Linked DNA regions of Homo sapiens: region 1 is linked to region 2. A link is a loop called in an ENCODE intact Hi-C map of the cell type or tissue named here. Cell type or tissue: A673. All regions are shown on one strand. Region 1 holds the start of LOC105371490 (a long non-coding RNA gene). Region 2 overlaps SGSM2 (small G protein signaling modulator 2).

What was found. Peaks named below come from ENCODE experiments on the same cell type or tissue, not always from the same donor. Only the 100,000 strongest peaks of a DNase experiment are listed, where the experiment ranks them.
Region 1: a loop joins it to region 2, with 2.8 times the contacts of the local background. A loop is called at or near these places in 15 of 110 quality-filtered maps.

What each region holds. Positions count from the first base shown.
Region 1 is chr17:2,680,604-2,688,603 of GRCh38, reverse strand. PAFAH1B1 (platelet activating factor acetylhydrolase 1b regulatory subunit 1) reads right to left here. Exons shown (of 11, transcript NM_000430.4): 11 at 2,989-6,875. The coding sequence ends at 6,802. It overlaps LOC105371490 (a long non-coding RNA gene), which reads right to left and starts at 379. Exons shown (of 2, transcript NR_188262.1): 1 at 34-379. It also overlaps the pseudogene RN7SL608P. In A673, no CTCF peak of the experiment used is centred here; no DNase peak of the experiment used is centred here; H3K27ac peaks cover 31 bases.
Region 2 is chr17:2,378,222-2,386,221 of GRCh38, reverse strand. SGSM2 (small G protein signaling modulator 2) reads right to left here. Exons shown (of 24, transcript NM_014853.3): 23 at 7,019-7,186; 24 at 5,168-6,790. The coding sequence ends at 6,702. It overlaps MNT (MAX network transcriptional repressor), which reads left to right. Exons shown (of 6, transcript NM_020310.3): 6 at 1-2,149. Among named protein-coding and RNA genes, the nearest start is that of MNT, 19 kb to the left of the region's middle. RefSeq lists enhancers at 1-239, 3,192-3,401. In A673, a CTCF peak has its summit at 3,473 (motif pointing left); a DNase peak (open chromatin) is centred at 3,441; H3K27ac peaks cover 759 bases.

The sequences.
Region 1 (8,000 bases), 300 kb before region 2:
CCCCAGCCCAGCAGCAGCTTCCTTTGCTCTCACCGGTGTGTCCTGAACATTCTGTCCCCTCTCCTGAGTGTTTGTTGTTGAACGTGAGCCACATGTTCATGCACCTCTCAAAACAGGGCCTCCTGTGAAGCTGAGAACAGATCGGGGTTGGTTAGGGTTGTGCCTCCTTGTCACCTGAGAGGCCCCTATTTCCTGGCTGATCCTTTAAGCGTATTAGTGCCCTCAGACATCTTTTGACGACCCAAATGACAAGGGGCTGTTTTCATAAAGCAAATGGAGGCCCTAGGTGTGAAATCCACTCTTTCTCCTTCCCTTCTTTTAGGTGACAGGTTTCAACTTTTTAAAAAGTGGGCCAGGCGTGGTGGCTCACGCCTGTATTCCCAGCACTTTGGGAAGCCAAGGCTGGTGGATCATTTGAGGCCAGGAGTTCAAAACCAGCCTGGCCAACATGCTGAAACCCCATCTCTACTAAAATTACAAAAATTAGCCAGGTATGTGATGGCGGACACCTGTAATCCCAGCTACTCGGGAGGCTGAGGCAGGAGAATCACTTGAAGCCCAGGAGGCTGAGGTTGCAGTGAGCCGAAATCACGCCACTGCACTCCAGTCTGGGCAGCAAGAGTGAGACTGTCACACACACACACCCACATACACAAATTGGGGAAATTCCTATATATCCTGCAGCTGGAGAGTAAGGCATCCTGATGTGGCCCAAATTTTCCTCTCCCCTACCTCTAAGGTCTAAACTACCAAATCAATCAGGACCCCCCCCTCCCCACAGAGTGCAGGCCCAGCCATCCTCGAATGGCAGGTGAAATGCCCTCATTTGTGGGAGTAAGCCATTATTTTATTTTTGAGACAGAGTCAGTCAAGGTCAGGTGACCAAGTGGGAATGAAGATCATAGGACATCGTCACAAAGGGACAAACTCCACATGTTCAAAGTGAGGATAGGCCGGGCGCGGTGGCTCACACATGTAATCCCAGCACTTTGGGAGGCCGAGGCGGGCAGATCACAAGGTCAGGAGTTCAAGACCAGCCTGGCCAACATAGTGAAACCCTGTCTCTACTAAAAATACAAAAATTAGCCGGGCACGGTGGCACGCGCCTGTAATCCCAGCCACTTGGGAGGCTGAGGCAGAAGAATTGCTTGAACCTGGGAGGAAGAGATTGCAGTGAGCTGAGATCATCCCACTGCACTCAAGCCTGGATGACAGAGTGACACTCTGTCTCAAAAAATAAAAATAAATAAAAGGATGAAAGAGGAAAGATCGGGATCCAGACCTGAGCTGCGGGGCCAAGAGACCAGTGATGTGCCCAAGTTTCTTTGGTGAGAAGTTGAATCATTTAGCTCGGTGGTTCTCGAACCTGAGCCTGCCTCAGTCATTGGAAGGGCTTGTTATAATAGATTGTGAATCAAGCAAGCAAGCAGGCTGCACCGCTTCCACTCAGGGGTTCTGAGGCGTGAGCTCCCAGGTGCTGCTGCTCTGCTGAACCAGGGAACACACTTTGAGGATGCCTGTCCTAGAGCTTCTGGTGTATCAGCAGTTAAGAACCGTCTGCACACAAGTCAGGTTTCACCAGGCTAGGCAGGGACAGAGCTGCCACAGCCAGCTACCCTCCCCCTGCATCAAAGGCCATACACAGTCATGACTCCTGGAAGGAGGTTTGAGGCAGTTACAAGCCAGCGAGTTACTTGCCAGGTTTTGAACAGCTAACAGCATTTCTGGATAGTGATACTAACGCTAGAACTCTGCCCCTGGGGCCCTATCATCTGGATCTCAGCCTGGAAGAGTCTTGCAAGGAAATGGAAAAGCTGCAAAAGTGCAGGGAACTAACTTCAGGCCAATTTCTTTGTTTTTTCTTGCTTTTTTGAGCCAGGGTCTTGCTTCATTGCCCAGGCTGGAGTGCAGTGGTGCAATCCTGGCCCAGTGCAACCTCCGCCTCCCAGGTTCAAGTGTTTCTCCTGCCTCAGCCTCCCAAGTAGCTGGGACTACAGGCACCTGCTACCACGCCTGGCTAATTTTTTTTGTATTTTTAGTAGAGACGGGGTTTCACTGTATTGTCCAGGCTGGTGTCAAACTCCTGAGCTCAGGCAATCTGCCCGTCTCGGCCTCCCAAATTGCTGGGATTGCAGGCGTACCACTGCGCATGGCCCATTCCTTTTTTGCTCTGGGCCAAGCTCCTATTTTGGGGCAGGCTACTACTCCCAATAGGAGGCAGGAAAACAGCTGGGCTGTAAGAAAGGAACCAGCACATCACCAAACTGTCCTTTGTAGGGCACCTTGAATACACCACAGATACAGCCATGTGTAAAGTGCAGAGCTGGGGTTTCTGGGACAAAGATGAACACTCTTATTTTGTATGTTTCAACCAAAATCGAAAACAGTATTAAGGATTTACTTTTATGATTCCAAGACCACTGAGCAAGATTAGAGGCTAACAGAACAAAGGGGGTAGGGCCCCATCTTTTTTTTTTCCTTTTTGTGGAGAACGGGGTCTCGCTATATTGCCCAGGGAGGTCCCGAACTCCTGGGCTCAAGCTATCCTCCCGTCTCTGCCTCCCCAAGAGCTGGGATTACAGGCGTGAGCCACCGCGCCCGGCAGGGCCCCTTATCTCTAGACTCTGTCCCCAAGAGTCTAGTCTTGGGCCTGTAACCAGCCATCCTGGCTTTGGCTCTCTGGCCACAGCGATAGCCACAGTCAGAACGGGCTGCTGGGAGGGTTGGGGAGAGCGGGCCTGTGCCGCAGACGCATGCCATGGCAAGGCTCAGGCTGAGGCACTCCCTCCTCCACCCGGGGGAAGGGGGACAGCAAAGCCAGTTCGGGTGCTGCCCTGAAGGAAAGCAGCTCATGAGGCCTTACTGCCCTGACACCGATTCGTGTCACTCTTTGTGACTGGAGCTACACACAGCCCCACTTTCTATCAGCATTTCCCCTGTGCAAAGGAAGACAAAAAAAAAAAAAAAAAAAAAAAAAAAAATCACATCTAGTTTTATAGGCATTTAATAGTTTACCAGTTGGTACAATAAGATTTTTTAATATGCAGAAAACATGAATAAATTTTGTTTTACACAGTCTGAGAGCAACAAATCTTACTGTAAAACACGAGAGCAATATTATATACATTCCTTTACTGATTTTTTAAAATTGTGTCAATATCTTCAGTGAACTCTTAACAATCTGGGGAACTGTTTTCCTCAATTACCACTTCAGCAACGTTCATACGAAATCAAGGCTTGCCTTCATGTCAGTGTCAGGATCAACTTTAACTCGAAGAGTTTGTGTTTGTCTCTAACATCTTCAGAGTGAGCTTTAGGGATGCCTGAAGGATGGACAGTACAAGCAAGCAGCTACTTCCATGATACAGTGGGAAGATAAAAAGGCCCATTCAGTCCAGCCGTGACCTGTAAATCCAGCTTGCCCTCCCCCCACCCCACTGGAAAAAAAATCCAAAACCTTTTTCCACCAGTTTTTTACATGTCGCTTCTCTACCAGGAGATTCTTTGCGTCATCTAGATGAACACACTGGACTTATATACAGCTGGACATGAAAGTAACCAATTTAAGTGCCTTTTCCTTCAACAATTTTAACTTCAGTTGCTTAAGGATGATCGAGCCACCGATGTCAACAAAATATCCTTTACCTTTAAATAGTTTTTCTTTAATTAAGTTTAAAGAAAACCTATTTAACGAGTGATATTACCGGGAAAGTTCACACAGAAACAGAAAGAGGCGAACGGGAGAGCAGGGCACTGGCAGCGGGGAGGCGGGGCTTGGTAAATCTAAAGCCAAAGCTTCCAAAGACTACGGCGAACGCTCCCCAGCCCGGGACGACTTGCTAACACTAGTGATTTTGAGAGTAGTGCTCTGGGCACACCATTGGTCACACCACACACAGACGAACCAGGACGGTCTTAGTCTCCTAAAGTGCAAGATGCCGTGACAACAGGCAACTAGGCTCCACGCGGTGTCTAAACCAGTCTCCATGGCATGCACTCTCAAGAGCGCAGCTAGGATTTCTTGGGCACGTTACAGATATATATTTGGGTGGCACTGGAATGTCTGTTTTCACACACACACACAGTCAATAATCATCTGAGGATGCAATTCTACCAGCTCTTTATTTCTTAAGTGGCCAATTTGATTGAGAAAGTGACAAAGCAGCAGTGAACCTCTAAACCAATTAATAAAAGTCCTCTACTTACAATCCAAACCAGTAACCTCATCATTGTCCTTATCCCAGGCAAGGCACAGGGTTAGACAGCAGACAGAGAAAACAGAGAACACAGTCAGAAAGGGCATCAACAGGACAGTGTCAGACAGCAGTGCAGGAAATTTTGCAAATCTGATTCCAGGTTGTAGACGGACTGCTCTCCCCCACCCCTTCGTTATTAAACAGGGCTCATTACATGTGGACCCAGTTGTGGGCCATCCCTGAGATTCAATGTTCGCTGCTTCTCACATGGAGGATGTCTGGTAACTCAACTCAGCAGCAGGCTGTGGCAATCTCCCAAGTAAGGATAACTTTGTTTACAGAGTAATCGTTTCCTCCTCCTTTGTCAACGCAAGTCGCTGTGTGCTGCAGGGGAAGACACGCTTGCTTCCTCCTGCATCGGTACCATTCTCCTTTATTGTTCAATATCTATGAGTGATTTCTAGATGTTGTGGCTTACCCTTAAACAATTCATGCTAAAAATGAATTAAAATACAAGACATTTATACATGTACAAACAAATGTTAAGATGCACCATTTCTATGTATTTATATTTCTCAAAATAGGACAGAAAATAGCAGCAAACAAGAACAAAGATATTTTCCATAGTTTTTGTAGAAAAATCCAGTCAGAAGAGCTAAGGGAAAAAGACTTTTCAATGTAAGCAGGGTTGTGAGGCAATATTGTCCTGAAAATTCACCTACTGTATGTATTTAAGGAATTAGCTTAAGATGTAATTTTTGTCCTCAAAAATAGCCATTAGTTCTCAAAACTTTCCCTTCCAGAGACATCTCTCAGGAATCTAAAAACAAACAAGCAAACAAACAAAAAGACACAAGCTAGACATAAAGCTGCTTCTAGTTAATATACGGCCTAGTCTCTGTGTGTATCTACAGGACGCTAACTCTCACCCTTTGTCTTTTGCAGGAACCAATTTTCCATTAAATACTAAAGGGGACATTTAAAAAATCACATAGTACACAAATGAATAAAACGCAGTTCAGAATTTTATCTTTGTTAAACTGTCACTGTTATCTCATTGTTCTGTTAACTTTTCAAATAACTCTCTTGGAAACAAAAAAAACCTGTTGGTTAGCTAAGCAATGGAATTCTTTATTAATAACTGACAATGGAATAGTGCTCCAAAAGTCATGGCTAAAAATTCTCTTAAACCTACCTGTAACTTTGGGTCAAAATATACAACATATCCGGGTTGTGTAAAATGTCGAGCGGCTAAATTAGAGGGGGACATAACGGAAGTGATTTTCCTTCGGCTGGAAAAAAATCCCCAGAGTCAGACCTAGTTTTCAGAAGCATTAAGATCAAAAAGGGTTTGTTCTAAAGCATGGCATTCCACAGCAACATTTATTCTACTTGTCCGTTTTAGCACTTTTTCAAAAACCCAGGACTAAGGACATGGAGGTTGATGTGTATGATACACACATACAGACTTATCCACTTACAGATAGGCCCATATACTTACAAACATTTACATATAAACAAAAGGTGAAAACAGTACATTTTTATGCACGCTCCATTAAACCCTGTCATTTTTTTAAAACTTGTAAGTGAAACACAGTTTAAATCAATATCAGATTCATGTTGAAAAACAAACTGCTGTATTCCTCCCACTCCTTTCAAATGGGCACACAGAACCTTCTCAGTATTTCTGTCATTATGTAATGCACATTGCACATCCCTAAAAAACACCAAAAACGAATAGTGATTTGTACCATGACACACTCAATGGGGAGATTAAATTCTACTTGGAAGTCACATCACTACACAGTCTAATAGTATGGAGAATACAACTAGAAGTATGTCCAGTGTGGAAAATAGAAGCTTAGAGTATGACAGTATTTTTTGACCTGTTTACAAAGCATTAAGACCAAAATGAAATAAATGAGTTGCTATTAGCTGCTGAGATTTTTCTTGAGATTTACAGTCATTTTCTTACATAAATATACCACTAGCCTCTGCGTGATAGGCTGCCAAAACAAATATATCCTACTGATTTGGCAAATGTGTCATGACAAAAATTCCAATGTATAATCCCCATTCATTACATAGATGGTTCAGAAGATTCTGAATTGTAGCCTTATCATCTAAAATCCTTACAGAAGATTTATTAAGCACACTTAAGTGATGTTACATAGATACACATTTCAGAAAAAGCCCTAATAACCACCACTTTTCCCCAAATGAGGCCATCAAGTCAGGCACCAACAGATAGCAGAAAGAAAAACAGGAATTAATAATCCAACATAAAATGACACTGTCAACTATTCAGTTTAGTGCCCTAGTTCAATTGATTCAACTTCTGCCTTCTTAGGCCTGGTGTGACCAATGCCAGCCCAGGTTTTTAAACCCTATGGTACTTCTAGACAACGTATGTAAATTTACAGTATACAATTTGGATTCACCATGCATGAATACTTTGTGTGTAACATTTAATAAGCTCAATCTACATCCAGAATAATTTACATGAAAGGACAATATTTATTTAAACAGAGCTCAATGGGGTAACCATGGTATCATCAGAGTGCATCCAGAGGAAAAGAGGGAGGAGGGGCCGAAGGAGACACAATCAACGGCACTCCCACACTTTTACTGTTTGATCTACGCTGCCAGTGACGACATAGGGTGCCGTCTTGTGGAAATCTGAAAGAAAAAGAAATGGTTTATTTAAAACTCACACGTAAGCCTGGACAACAAACATAGTGAGACCCCCTCTCTACAAAATACAAAATTAAAAAAAAAATTAGCCGGGCATGGTAGTGTGTGCCTGTAGTCCCAGCTACTCGGGAGACTGATGCAGAACTGTTTGAGCTGGGAAGTCGAGGCTGCAGCGAGCCATGACTGCACCACTGCACTCCAGCCTGGGTGACAGAGCAAGACCCTGCCCGGTCCCAACCCTCCATCACACTGAGCCAGATACAATTTTTAATGAGCCACAAAATTCTAAGAAAGTCCAAATGCCAGTAGTTTTCGTGTTTCTCTAATATACCATAACCCAAGAAGGTATCTAGTTTGCCAATTCAGTTAGGGAAGTTGAGACTCAATGATCAAATCCTGTATTAACATCTCAATAAAAACGCCTGTTCCTCTTTGGCCCATCCCAAATGGGGCTCAAATCCTTTTTCTTCTTTTTTCAAAGGCAGGGTCTCACTATGTTGCCCAGGCTGGAGTGCAGTGGCTGTTCAAAGGTGCGATCCCACTACTGATCAGCAAGGGAGTTTTGACCTGCTCTGTTTCTGACCTGGGCCAGGTCACCCCTCCTTAGGCAACCTGGGAGTCTCCTGTTCCCAGGAGGTCACCATATTGATGCTGCACTTAGTGCAAACATCCCATCAGCACAGCACACTGTAACCCAGAACTCCTGGGCTCAAGCAATCCTCCAGCCTCAGCCTCCTGAGTAGCTGGGACTAAGGCACAGCAGGGCTCAAATCTAACAATACACAGTCTCGCCATATCCATTTACTGAACACGATGTTCCAGGCATGGCATAAATGCTCCGTATTTGTGCCTAATCCTTGAACCAATCCTGTGAGGCAGGTATTAGCCCACCTTACGCAGGCTTTGGTCCATTATACTTTAGTGCATTTATTATACTTGACTGTATTCACTCTCTTAAATTCCAGATTCAAGTCCAGATGATAGTGAGGATGTTTACTCAAATCAAATACAATTTTCTGAGTTTCTAGTATCTGATAGTATACACCTGCCAGTGGGAAAGGTTGAGGAAGATTTTGTTTGAGAAACAAACTAATAGGGGAGAAAAATTAC
Region 2 (8,000 bases):
CACTGCCAAGCTTCCTGTGCCCTCACCCCAATCCCTGCCACTGGGCTCTGGACCTCAGGAGGGCAGGCTGAGGTGGGGAAGGAGGGACTTGGCTGTCCTTCCCCTTCCCCGTCCCCTGCAGCCTGGGTCTGGATGGGAGGAGAGCCACTGGGCCCCTGTCCCCAGTCCCCAGTCCCCAGCCCTGGGCTTGGCTCTTGGCTTCCAGAAGGCAGCAAAGAGGGGCGCTGTCCTGCGTTCAGCCCCTGATCTCTGACCTCTGCTGAGTGCTGGGCACTGCTCCAAGGGACAGGTGGGCCTGGCGGCCTGTGGGTTTGGGTGCCTCCTGCAGTTTGGGAGACATGGACCAGCATCTGGTCTTGTTTCCAGGAGCATAGAAGCCACATCGTTGAGACATCAGGAAGGTAAAAACCCAGCGGCTTAGCCAAGCCCTAAGCCTGTCCCCAGACCAACCCTGGGACCTATACAGAACAGAGGGCCAGAGCTAGGGCTGCTGCTTCTGCTCCAGCCCCTTTGCCTCTGTCCTCCCATCCCCTCAACACCCTGCTTCTCCCGGGGACGCTTTTGAGTGGGCCCTGCCCGGGGAGCTGCAGAGCAGCAGCACCTTTCTCTGAGAAGAGGTCCTTGGTTGGGTCAAGGACAGGGCTGAGCGTGGAAGGGGGAGGAGTCAGGGGCTCTGTGTTAGGATGCGGCTTTCTCTGCCTCTGGGCAGCCTGCTTTGGCCTTTCCTTGTATGTGGGTGTTTATTACAAGTGGCTTTGTGTCAGACACGCTCGGCTCCCCACCTGGACACACACTCACCAGTGGCCTTTCAGTGTAGCGGGAGGAAGCCGGTGTCCCTGGATGTGAAGCTCACACTGATGGGCTGGGGCAGGGGCCTGGGCCGGCGAGGGGGCCGGGGGGAGGGGACAGAGCTGAGGATTTCCTGGAGTGCCCTGCAGGCACAGAGGAGGTCAGCAAAGGTCTTGAATAGATTTTCTCTGGAAATAAAGAATCCTTAGATGCCTAAAAATTCCCTTCCTGTTCCCTCCTGGTCCTGGACACCTCCCAGGGGACTGTTCCTTATTTCTCTCTCCTGGTGTGGGTAAAGGGACAGTTACAAACCAGGTCACCATCCTCAGAGGCTGAGCCCTGTACCCACCCCAGCACAGCCACCTCCGCCAGACCCCGTGGCTCTGGGAGAGCCAGCTTTGCTATTCCCATTGTGACAGCGATGGCAGGCCTGACCCACGGGGCAGTTAGAGCAGCCTCGTGGAGCTCGCCCCTCCCCTCAGCCTGCCCACCTCTCCCTGCATCCTGAGGCCAGTGGCCCCCGGGCCTGCACAGATACCTCATCATCCACCCGCTGCCCCTCCCCGTCCCTGTCCCCCAGCATCGGGGGCCTGCAAATCTAGTGCCGAATGACTATGTCCAGATTGGTGACGATGGGTGTTGCTGTTTTTCTTGTCGTTTGTGAACGCTGTGATGCTGTGTGCCCAAGTGGGCAGTCACCACCCAGCCCTTCCTTGGGCGTCTCCCCCAGAGTGCTGTCGGGACCACATCTGTCCTCACCCTGTGGGACCGCCTGGCCCTCCCTCCCTAGCCCTTCCAGCCTGGGACACACACACACACACACACACACACACACGCACGCACACGCACACATCTTACCTCTCATGCGTGTTTTACCTTTTGATGTTCAGAGTGGCTCACTGGCTGGGAGTCCTTACCTCGGGGAGAGGGGGAGGTTGGTTCCTTGGGGGGCCAAAGAAGGCAGGGAATGCCTGGAGGGTAACTGGGGGGCCACCATGACCCCTTCTCTCTCCAGAAACAGCTGCTTCTCCCCCCATCCCAGGGTCCCACCCCCAACCCCCAGAGGTGGCCCTTGTTTACAGTGAGGACTCGGCCACTGTGTCTCTGTTTCCTGAAATATAAACTGTAGCGACCCCAGACTGTAGAGATTTTTATGTGTTTGGATACATCTGCTGTGTGGAAAAAAAAAAAAACTACAAAAACCCTAATTTTGTACATACTGTATTTTTACTATTGAACTGTATTCTAGTGGCTGTTCATGCTCCAAGACTTTAGTTACCGAGACATGAATACTATCCATGTAATAAGCACTTGCCTGGAATAAAATATAAAACTGAAATAAACCTGCACTGAAACCTGAGATGGAGCTGCCAGCCTGCAGCATCTGGGTCATTTTATTGCAAAAGGAGGCTGAGGCCTGTAGGGAAGCATGTGGCAGGAGCGGTGAGATCACCTGTCTCGACCCTGTCTGCCCAGCATAGTCCTCAAGCGGCTCTGACCCGGTGCCTCCGCCGCTCTGAAAATGGCAGTTCTGGTCGGTCTGAAACTTTTGCAAAGCTTCGTATTTCCTCAGACCATTTTACAAGCATTATCTTGTTTCATCTTTCAACAGCCAAGTGAAGTAAATAAGCCAGACTTAGCCCCATTTTGGCAGATAAGGAAACAGGATTGAGGTGGCCCAGTGACTTGTTGAGGCCACACGGCTAGCTGGAGACTTCGTTGGAGCTGCAGTCAGACCTCTGAACTGGGTACAGAGTTCTTACCCAGCATCTGCCACCCTTGTGGCACCTGGGGCCAGTCCTAGACTCGGATCCAATAAAAAAGGTACAGGGGAGTTGCCCCAGGGATTGGGCACAGAGGGTGAGAGCTTCCTGAGGGGCTGCTCTGGGGGTGCAGTTACAACAGGTCAGCCGGGGAGTCCATAAAGCTGTCCTCTAAGGGAAAGGAACAAGGGGAAGAAGAGGCTGGAGGTCAGGGGCAAAGAGCCGTGTTCTCAGCTGGGCTGGAAGCCCCTTGTCCCTGTGGCTGTGTCTTCTCTCCCTGGGCAGGCTGTCATGGGAGGAGGTGGTGTGGGAAGTGAGGTCAGGGAGCCACTAGCTAGGCCTTGCTGGAGACCAGGCTGGGCAAGGGGGCCCAGCTTCTCATTTCCACCCTGACAGTACCTGACTGACTCCCAGTCCCCACAGGGGAGACTGACTCTGCGTCTCTTCCTGAGGTGGGGTGGGTAGGGGTTATCCTTGAGGAAGGGAGTGCTGTCTTGGGTCCTGTTTTCTGAAAGAGAAGAGTTGACTTCAAAAAGTTCAGGCCGGGCACGGTGGCACACGCCTGTAATCCCAGCACTTCGGGAGGCTTAGGTGGGCAGATCACCTGAGGTCTGGAGTTCGAGACCAGCCTGGCCAACATGGCAAAAACCCTTCTCTACTAAAAATACAAAAATGAGCCGGGCATGGTGGTGCATGCCTATGATCCCAGCTACTCAGGAGGCTGAGGCAGGAGAATCACTTGAACCCGGGGGGTGGAGGCTGCAGTGAGCCGAGATTGCGCCACTGCACTCCAGCCTGGGAGACAGAGCGAGACTCTGTCTCAAAAAAAATTTTTTTAATTAAAATGAAAGTTCGGAATCCAGCCCTCCCTACTGAGCCTGCCCTTTTTACTTGTGAGACGCGGGCTCCCTCTGCTGGTAGCTCCTGGAAGAGCTGGGTCACTTCCATTAGCTCACTAAGCGACGCTTTAGGGAAGGGATAGGGTGAGGGTTAACCCTTCCTGGGTGCATGCTCAGTGCCAGGCCCTGTGCCCACTGGGAACACAGATGAAGACCCTCCCCAGGCAGTGATAACTTGGCTGTCATCTGAGGGCTGTCACTAAATCTTTAGGCAGAAGCTGTACTCAAAGCTCCCCCTCACCCACAGTTCTCACTCACCCATGGCTCAGCTGGAGCTTATAAGAAAGGGGCCTGTGGTCAGGATAAAGTATGAATCCAGGTGCTTCCATTTACCAGCTCCTGCTCTGTAAGAGGAAGACCTGACTTTCCAGATTGCAAAGGTTCCTTGAGATGGTGTTTGGAGAGCCCACTGTGCTGCTTGCTCTTCCCGCCCCAGCTGTCCCATCGTTTTGAAAAGCTGTGGGATCCCCTCTGGTCCCAGGATCCCAGTCCAGTAGTCAGGGGGAGTAGGGCAGGACGGAAGTGTGTGAAGGGTTACTCCCAGGCTAGGTGAAATTTCCTTTAGGTGGTCACAGCAAAGGAATTCTGACTCCTCCAGGCAACAGAGTCGGCTGGCGGGTCGGGGGTGTTCCCCTGAAGGGCTCATCAAGTTCCCTGGCCCCAGAGCTCTCTCTGCACCAACTGGTTTCTTTGGGTAGCTCTGGCCACTAGTTTGCACTCTTTCCTAAAAGCTGGGTTCAGGGCCAGATGCAGTGGCTCAAGCCTGTAATCCCAGCACTTCGGGAGGCCAAGTGGGTGGACTGCTTGAGGCCAGAGTTCAAGACTAGCCTGAGCAACAGTGAGCCTCTGCCTCTACCAAAAAGATAGAAAAACTGCCATGATGGGGGCCTGCATCCCTGGCTACTTGGGAGGCTGAGTTGGGAGGATCGCTTGAGCCTAGGAGTTCAAGGCTGCAGTGAGCCATGATCATACCATTGCACTCCATTCTGGGAGAGATAGCAAGACTCTGTGTCTGTCTATCTGTCTGTCTCTCTCTCTGTATAATAAAGCTGGGTTCAGCCTGCTAGGACCATGGGCTGGGGTCTTCAGCTTTGAGTGAGTGGAAAACAGGCCCTAATGTCCAGGAAGCCAGTGTCCTCTAGGGTAGAAGACATGTTGTGTGACTGGTGTCTTCTCCCTGGAGCCATCGACGATGGGACCAGTAGCACTCGGGTTGGGGAAGGGCAGGAAGAGAGGTGCAGACCCGTTACAGCTGGGCCTGTCTATAGCTCAGCAGGGTCTGACTCCTCCTGACACTCCCCTCCGGCCTCTCAGACAGTGCTCGGGGTGAGAGCCACACCCACAGGGGCAGCTCCGTTGCCATCAGCTGCAGTGGCATAGTCAAGCTCCAGCTTCTCATTGCAGCCTGGTCAGTAGGGCAGGCAGGGGGTAGGGATGGGACAGGGACCTTCTCTCATCCACAGGCTAGAGGGGCCACTGGTCATCGTGAGATGGGGCCATGACTCTGGGGTGAGGTCCCCTCAAGGGCGCTGAGTACTTGAGGTTTGGCTATCAAATCACCCTGACTTCCTGACCAGCCCACACCCTCCAGACTGGCGGCTGGAGTACCTCTCTTGGAAACTTTAGTTTTTTGCCGTCCTCGCCTTTTGGGGCTGGCCGACTGTGGAGCTTAAAGAAGGCACGTGGTCTCTCAGTGTCCAGTCCCAGAGGCTCCAGTGTTGACAAATGTTGTTTATTGGTCTGTTACACAGAAGAGTATAGTTTCTGAGGCAAAAATCATACACACTCTGCTCCTCACAAAACCACGGAGTCACTAAGGCAGGCACACAATGGCCACACGTGCTTGGTGGAGGCCAAGGACTCACGGACAACAAGGATGGACAATGGGGTGGTCTGGCCCCCAGACAGGCTGTGCAGTGCCCGGGGGCAGGGCTGGGCTGGGCAGGCTGTGCTGGGTGCAGAAGGGCTGCGGGGCCCTTTGTCATGTTTCTCAAATGCAGAAAGTCTGCCAGACTTTGGTGGCTGCTGGACTAGGCCCCAGCCCCGGGCAGGGCCTCCATGTTCCAGGGCAAGGCCTAGCCTGCATGTGTTGGGGTAGAGGAGGAAGTGGGGATGGCCGAGCAAGCAGCATGCCTAGGCCTGGGGGCAGGAGCTATGCCCTTCCTGGCACCCCCGCATACACAGCTCCTCCAAGGGGGTTTCTGGGTTCCTAGGCCTCTTGGCATCCTGAGAAGCATGTGGAAGGCAGAGCTAGCCTTGCTTCTCACCAGGGACAGATGGGGACACCCATGCATCCCCTGCCTCCCGCAGTCTCAGGGACATGGCAGATGTCTGCGACAGATAATGGGCTGCCCTCGAACTGAGGCCTGTCTCTGAGGGGAGGCTGTGACCGGATTCTTCCCCGACAGAGTCACCCTGGGATTCCTCAGAGCAAGTGCTCCGGTCGCATTCCAGATCATCCACTGGCAAAAGCATCACTTCTTACACGTGGTTTTCAGGGAAGTACCTAATGCAGAACGCAAGGGTGGGGTGGCAGGAGCGAGGCTGTACAGATACACAGAGGTACACTGTACAAGGCCGGGGAGGCCTGGGGGTCACCTCAGGTGGCCAAAGGCAGTGGCAGTGCTGCTGAAGTGGGCTGCTCCCACCCAGGGCCCACATCTTCCGACTGCCCCAGAATCTCGGGGGAGCGGCCTGAAGGCGGCCCGGGTCTCCCGTGCCCGGGTCTCCCGCACCCGTGACGTGTGCCTAAACCAGAAGCAGTTTTGGTTGCTCCAGCTGGGGCTGGTGCACGCACAATATACTGGGACTGCAAAGGGACCCTCAGAAGGGACACAGCACAGAGCCTCTCGCCCTCTGCCACCCCAGCTGAGTAGGGCCCAGGCCGCTATAGCCCCTGTTAATCCTGTGGGGCCCCAGGTTCACTCGTGGGCAGCAGTCCAGGCTGCGGCTGCAGGTGGCAGTGGGGCTACTCCCAGATGTGTGAGAGGGGAGCAGAGTAGGTGTGTCCCCCAAGGCAGCTGCTCCCTGAGGCTGACCCCTCCCATCCCGGCCCTGATCCGAGGGCATCCTGGCCCCTGACTTGCCCTGCAGGGTCAGCACTGCCGGGAGTCGGATCCAGGCTCACAACCGCTTTGTTAGGAACAGAGGTGGGGTCGGTTGGTGGCTGGGGAGGTCTGGGCGGTGACTCCCCTGCACCTCTCCCTGCCGGAGCCCAGGCTCTGCACGGCTGCTGCCTCCTGGCCCCAGCTCACTTGTTCTCTATGAGCATCTGCACCTTGTGGACGAGGTCCCGGGCAATCCGCAGGATCTCCTGGGCATCGTGATGCTCAGCACGTTCTGGGGGGAAACGTGAAGAGCTGTAGAGAGGCCCAGAGAAAGGGCAGCAGGCTAGGAGGTGGCTGACTACCCTGCTCTGTTTCCATCTGCTCTGCTAGATTCTTGACATCCCGGCCTTTGGGGAAGGGCCCCCAGGATTCCTGAGAACCCTCCAGCTGTGTGCGGGGCAGAGGTGGGGGCCTCCACACCTCTGCTCAGGGCAGCCTGGATGGCTGGACCAGCTCGTACCATTGAAAAACTTGATGATGTCAGTGAAGTCCATGTTGTTGTCACGGATGATCTCTCGGTAGGCCTCCACCAGGGCGAGGGCGATGAACAGGACAAAGTGCTCCGATGAGATGTGCCTGGCTGCCCAGATCACCTCCCACACAGCAAACACATCCTCATACAGCAGTTCTGCGGAGAGTAAGCGGCTGCTGCTCACCCGTCCTAGCCGCATATCTGGGGCTGAGGCTGGGATTGAGGCTGAGGCTGGGATTGAGGCTGGGGCTGAGGCTGAGGCTGAGGCTGGGGCTGGGGCTGATGCTGGCCGGACTGGCTGCTCACAGGCCTCTAAATGGAGCCAGGTGAGGGATCAGAGCTTCAGGGGCCAAAGTCGTGGGATTCTCTCCATGACACAGAGCCTGGCTCAGGAATGGGGGTTCTGTACCCCGTACCAAGGCCCCATCCTTTTCTTGGGTAATTTCTGCACACTGGGTTCCTGCAGACTCTGCCTGCACTTCAGCCGGGCAGCTGTCACAGGCCTCCCATCTTGGTGCTCAGGAATGCTTTGGTTTGAAAAAAGTTCCCCAAACTATGATCTATGAGAGTTGTAACTGTCAACCCTAGTGGCACTTCGGAATCACCTATGGAAATTTTGTTTTCTTTTCAATTTTTTCTTTTCTTTTCTTTTTTTTTTTTTGAGACACAGTCTGGCTCTGTTGCCCAGGCTGGAGTGCAGTGGCACAATCTCAGCTCACCATAACCTTGCCTCCACTACAGGCACCCGCCACCATGCCCGGCTGATTTTTGTATTTTTAGTAGAGACGGAGTTTCACCATGTTGGCCAGGCTGGCCTCAAACCCCTGACCTCAAGTGATTTGCTTGCCTTGGCCTCCCAAAGTGCTGGGATTACAGGCATGAGCCACCGCACCCAGCCTCATTTTTTCTTTCTTTTTTAAAAATTAAAGACAGGGTCTCGCTATGTTGCCCAGGCTAGTCTCAAGATCCT